Regions from separate parts of the Homo sapiens genome. Here region 2 is linked to region 1. A link is a loop called in an ENCODE intact Hi-C map of the cell type or tissue named here. Cell type or tissue: dorsolateral prefrontal cortex. All regions are shown on one strand. Links, peaks and the distances in the headings refer to the core of each region. The heading gives the core; the rest is flanking DNA. Region 1 overlaps RTN4 (reticulon 4). Region 2 overlaps EML6 (EMAP like 6).

Evidence for each region. A loop is a pair of places that touch in the nucleus more often than their neighbours do. Peaks named below come from ENCODE experiments on the same cell type or tissue, not always from the same donor. Only the 100,000 strongest peaks of a DNase experiment are listed, where the experiment ranks them.
Region 2: it touches region 1 in a loop (2.1-fold over the local background); 4 of 110 quality-filtered maps call a loop at or near these places.

The regions. Positions count from the first base shown.
Region 1 is chr2:55,008,673-55,011,584 of GRCh38, reverse strand. All of the region lies in intron 3 of RTN4 (reticulon 4), which reads left to right. Among named protein-coding and RNA genes, the nearest start is that of RTN4, 40 kb to the left of the region's middle. RefSeq lists a silencer at 447-506. In dorsolateral prefrontal cortex, for the core only: CTCF peaks have their summits at 1,120 and 1,321; a DNase peak (open chromatin) is centred at 1,304; H3K4me3 peaks cover 2,500 bases; H3K27ac peaks cover 2,500 bases.
Region 2 is chr2:54,944,214-54,947,125 of GRCh38, reverse strand. The region is part of intron 28 of EML6 (EMAP like 6); the gene reads right to left. Among named protein-coding and RNA genes, the nearest start is that of RTN4, 100 kb to the left of the region's middle. In dorsolateral prefrontal cortex, for the core only: no CTCF peak of the experiment used is centred there; DNase peaks (open chromatin) are centred at 1,187 and 1,496; H3K4me3 peaks cover 1,264 bases; H3K27ac peaks cover 2,231 bases.

The sequences.
Region 1 (2,912 bases), core at 269-2,768:
TTTAGCTATACAGTCTTAAGTATGTATTTTTGTACATAGGCTACGTATCTTATAGTATTTTCGCAAATTGCATTTTAAAATATTTTAGCTGATTTGTTAGTGCCTTTTCTGCTTAGGCAGATATAAGTATCAGGTGAATTGATTGTGGAACATAAGTAGAGACACTGCATTGGAATGAAAATCAGTTTTATAAAGTTGAACACAGATTTTAAAAATGCTGTACATAGATTTGTTTTTATATTTTTCAGTAAAATTTTAGGCCAGGTGTGGTGGCTCATACCTGTAATCCCCGCACTTTAGGAGGCTGAGGTGGGAGAATTGCTTGAGCCCAGGAGTTTGTGACCAGCTTGGACAACACAGGGAGACCTCATCTCTAAAAAAAGTGTAAAAATAAAAAATTAACTGGGCATGGTGGCACATGCCTGTGGTGACTGAGATGGGAGGATCTCTTGAGCCTGGGAGGTTGAGGTTGCCATGTGACCAATGATTGCACCACTGCACTCCAGCCTTGGTGACAGAGCGAGACCCTGTGTCAGAAAAAAATAAAAAATAAAATAAAATTATAGTTTGCTTTTATGTCATTTTCCCATGGCAGATTATATCATTAGCCCATGAATATATCTCCCCAAGCTAAGAATCTATTAATACTGTCTGTAGAGGTGTCTAATAAATATTCAAAGATTGAGTTGGAGCAGATGATGATTAAGAGTAAGTGTATGTTTGTAAGTCTCTGGATTTCCATAATTGTAAAAGAGGAAAAAAGATATTAGGAAGATTAAGTTGCTAAAGTTTTCTGTTCAAATAATATGTTCAATAAACATTAGTAATTTGACTTTTATTTTCTGTTTATCTCTTCATAAGGTGCAAAATGCTGAATGTTTTACGTCTTAATGAACTTAGGAGCAATTAAGGAGACTCATCATTTCACAAGCTTGAAATTTAGGCTATTAATATTTGATCAGTCCATTTTTATCTTATTAGGTAACCATTAATTTTAGAGTTTTAAATGAAACTGAAAACCAGTAGCATAATTCGACCATCTGTTAAAAAAAGAAAGAAAAAAAAACTGCATATGGCTTTAATTGCATTTCAGATACATTCAGTGGTTAGTTCTAAGAACAACCCTTATTTCCTTTCTTTTGGTAGCCTGCCCTCTCCCTGCAAATGCAGCTCCATTTGGTATGAGCAACAAGGCAAATGCCTAAAACAATCAACAGATAGAAGGAAAGCATTAATGCTGGAGTATTAGTAGCCTAGTTACAGATTGCACTGCGTCAGACTGTTCCACACCCAGAAGACGTCAGGTGACTTCAGTCCTGCTGCAGTTGTGCAGCAGAGGAGACTGCAGACTTCGGTTGAGGAAACGGGTATTTCATGTCTCAGGGAGTAGGTTTGTGCAGTTACAGCTTTTCTGTTGGTATGCATAATTAATAATTGGAGCTGCAAAGCAGATCGTGACAAGAGATGGACGGTCAGAAGAAAAATTGGAAGGACAAGGGTATATCTGCTTTTTAATTTCTTATTCAGTTTTTATATGTGACCACTAATATATTTCTATGAATAAGCTTTGGAATTTAGATATTTTGGATTGAAAGTGAAACCTCTGAAGAGTTGAAGTCTAAAGGATTAAAACGGCTATCTCACGTGTTTTTACATTTGGTTGTATACCAGAAAATGTCATGCTGTTCTGTTTCACTGGCATTCGGTTTAGTCTTTTCAGTCCTGCCGTTTAGGTTCTGTTCTCTAATCTTGCACATTGTAAACAATATAGATCTAACAGATTTCATTTGTTCGTCACTTGGATGTGGTAAATACACATTGCTGTTTTTGTGTTTCACAGTGACATATTTTCCGTGACTATTTTAAAAAACCTTACTTGGTGTAGTTGAAATTCTGTGCAAAGGTTTGTAGGTAGCAAGATATTGTGTTTGCAGTAAGCCTCTTCTTTGAAAATCTGATTTGAACCTTTAAAATTATTACCAACTTTCTTTTAATCAGATTATGTGCATCTTGAAATCATTCAAATTACACAGTATAATTACGCAGTAATTTTAAATGCATGTCTATATTTAAGTCACTAACCTTTGTCCTTGTAATAACCAATCAGTGATTTTGATCCCTTTTCCTCCCCCTTGAAAGCCCAGATCCTTTCAAATCTCAGTGGATCATTGTGTAAGAATTTAAGCCTGTAAATGGTAAAATGTTGACTAGAATATTTAAAGAATATTTTATTATGTAGATGGTTAAATCTACCTTTTTTTCTTTAAAAGAAAGTGGTAGGCTGTATATCTGACCACTTATAATAAATTACCTTTAAATTATTAGAGCTATTTTTAAGTAGTCCAAAATAGACATTCTACGTAAGCAATTTTTTTCCTGGCTACATTCAAGTTTTATAATTAAAAAAAATTATTTCCTTCTAGCAGGATTGGCAACAATATTTCTAAAAGTATGTAGAGCTAATTACAGTAACTTTTACAATGTCTTTTTAAAAATTTGTTCAATAAAGATGTGGGGAAAAGGTGAATTTAAGATTGAGACCATATTGAGACATTGGTAAGATTTTATGGTTGCAACTTAAAAAATAATAGAAAACAATACAGCTTTGGGTTTTGCCTTTAGGATTTCTTTACATGTGAATTTAAAGAGAAGGATTTTTATTTCTTCATCCTGTTAGCCGTTGACGTTACAGATTGATGAATTGATATATGGTAGCTTTTGCTAAGTGAAAATGATACAAATGATAATAATACAATAAATACAGGCCTTAAAAGTAGGTGAAAAGTCGTATCAGGGCTCATTCTGCAACTATTAAGGTTCTTTATTAATAACTTAAGTCTTAAATCATTAAATAACATCTTAAGTTCTTTATTTGTTGAAGTAATTTAAAGGTATTATGAGACAGGAGAAAT
Region 2 (2,912 bases), core at 149-2,648, 64 kb after region 1:
CACTGGAACTATGGCATGGCTCATAAGGCATTATTTGAGGATAAACACAGGGCTCGATTTCAGGGGACACACAGGTTGTATAATATGTAATATATTATACAGTGAATATAGAGTATGCGTACAAGCACAAACACCGTGTATTTATATATACAGGAGATTGTATATATATACACAGACGCAATCCGATGCTTTTTTTTTTCACCTTGATTTTCAGAAAAAAACCGAAAGGTAAAGCAATCTCAATGTTTCTTTCTCATTTCGCAAGCATATGTTTACAGCTGTATTGCTTCAAAACTGAAGATGAGAGGAGCAAGGGGAAGAAACCTGCATTGTGGCAAATTCAGCGGATTTTAAGTATTGACCCTTCGCGGTTGTGGATTCTGCGTGAACACTTAGTACTGGATGTTCACCAAACACCTGTGTTTGTCTCCAGAGCGGTGTGAATACTTACTTGACAATTCCCTGCCTCCAAAGGAAAGCAAGTTAAAACACAATACAAGTATTAAAAGCTTCTTTCCAGGCATCTATAAACAGTGTTCATAACATCAGATGTGGGAGGGACTGCCAGAGACTTCACACGTAGCCAAACACTGGAGGTTTAACAGTTTTCCGTGGATCTAAATCCTTCTAGATTCAGATTCCATCAGAAATGGGACTCTGAAAAGCTTTGCTGAGGTGGGAAGGAGTGGAGGCATGAGGACATTCACTCACTTTCAGTCCAATCAGCTCATTAGAGTTGGTCATTCCCAGCTGGCACAGGACAGGAGTGCGAGGAAGGCTGTGGGCACAACCCGGCATTGGCAGGGAGACCCAGTGGGGCCAAGATCTGGGAAGGTGAGGGGGTGAGAGACTGGAGGTGGGAGGAGCAGAGACACAAAGGGGCCTGGTGGGGCAAGTAGGCTTTGAGGAGAATGGGCAGGGGGGCAGGGTCAGGGAACAAAGGAGAAAGAGCTTCCATTGGCAAGAAATTTAAGGAGGGAGCCTGGCAAGACAGCAAACAAACTGGATAATCAGGAGAGAGGGTGGCACACAGGCCGAAGCTCTGGAGAGCAGGAGAAGCCTGCCAAGAAGACAGAGTGAAGGCAGGAAGCCCAGGGAGAGGCTGTGAACTCCAGCCTGGGGCTTGGTGTTGAGTAACAAGTCGGCCCTGCTCTTCAGTGCCTGTGGGGAGAGTCACAACCCTGTACCCCCTGTGGAAACAGTTGGCACATTCTGTGGGCAGGGCAGGATCATGGGAAGGCCAATTCCTGCTGTCATCCCACTGCCCAGCGCTGGGCTGCTGAAGAGAAAGCTTAGACTCAACTAAAGATGTGGGGAGTCTTATCCTGACACGGGCTCTTGCCCTGCACAGACCCGCAAGGCAGGCCAATGCCTGGGTACTTGTCCCTCCTTTCCCCCTCCCCAAGGCACTGGGCTGACAGAGCAAGAGGTGGAGCAGAGCACACAATGACCTGAAATGTGTAAGAGCATTCAGGGCCAAAGTGCTCAGGGAAGCTTCTGAAACCACTGAGGTCACGAGTCAGTTGCAACCCAAGATGAGTACAACATGAGAGCCAACTGGGGAGTGAGGCTTGGACAGCCTGTGAGAAACCAAGTCGTTCCAACCAGTTTCTATAAAGAGGGGTGTGGGTGTGGGTGTGAGTGTGGGGAAACTCAGTTCCAACTAGCCAAGAAATTCAAGTTTGAAGTTGTTTTGAGTCGTGTTCATCAGACAATGTTCAAAGTGTCCTTGGAGGAAACAGCTTTCTTCAGCTTCCAAAATGTGGCATAAAATGCTCCAATGGTTTTAGAATGTCTTGGGAAATCCAAAGGGGAGGGGGAGGGGAGAGAGAAGGGGGAGGCAGAGAGAGAGGGGAGAGAGAAGGGGGAGGGAGAGAGAGAGGGGAGAGAGAAGGGGGAGGGAGAGAGAGAAGGGAGAGAGAAGGGGGAGGGGAGAGAGGGGAGGGGGAAAGAGGGGAGGGGGAGGAGGGGTAGGGAGGGATGAGGGAGGGAGGAATGGGATGGGAGGAGAGAGGGAGGAGTGGGAGAGGAGGGAGAGAGGGAGGAATGGGAGAAGGGGGAGGCAGAGAGGGAGGAGGGAAGGAGTGAAGGAGGAGGGAAGGAGGGGGGTAGGGAGGAATGGATGGGGGAGGGGAGGGAGAAAGGGAGGGGCGAGAAACACAGAGAAATTAGCAACCACTGCTCTAGGATAAATCCAGGGTTAGGAAAAATCTCCAAAGCCAGGGGGCCTCTCTGTTATCAAGACCAAACTGGACTGTGTCAAGTGCATTCTTCAGAACTGGACTCTGTTAACAGTATTCCTAAGAACTGGACTCTGTTGAGTGTATTCCTATGTCTTCCAGAATCATGTACAGAGATACTTAGTGATGGGGTGATGGAAAGGATTCAGGCAGAAGAACTGCAGGATGTCCTGAAAGAAGCCTACCCTCTTGAAAATGCTCTTGACTGAAGCCTATCACACAGCTTTGTGTCTTTTTGTTGTTGTTTTAAAAAATGGGGATATCGTCTTAGACTTGGCTATTTTAGGTGAATACAAAGTTATTTGGGTGAAAAAATGAGAGTACAAAGGGTGGCGTAAAGGGAACTAAGTAAAGATGGGCAGAATACTGAAGAGGCCACTGTGATGATCCAAGAGAGGAATGATGAAGCACTTGACTGGAGCAGTGGTTATGGAGAAGAAAACAGGTGAATATTTAAAGAAAGGTTGGCGAAATAGACTTCACAGCACTTTGTCATGGAGAGTCTTTAGGGGATGAAGTAGGAAAAGCAACTCAAGGGCAATACCAGTTTTCCAGCTTGCATATCTGGACAGATGGTTGTATCATGGAATGAGACAGAGAGAAAATATCAATGAGGGAAGATGATGAGTTCAATTTTGGCACGTTGAGCTTTGAACACCCGTGAGATAGCTT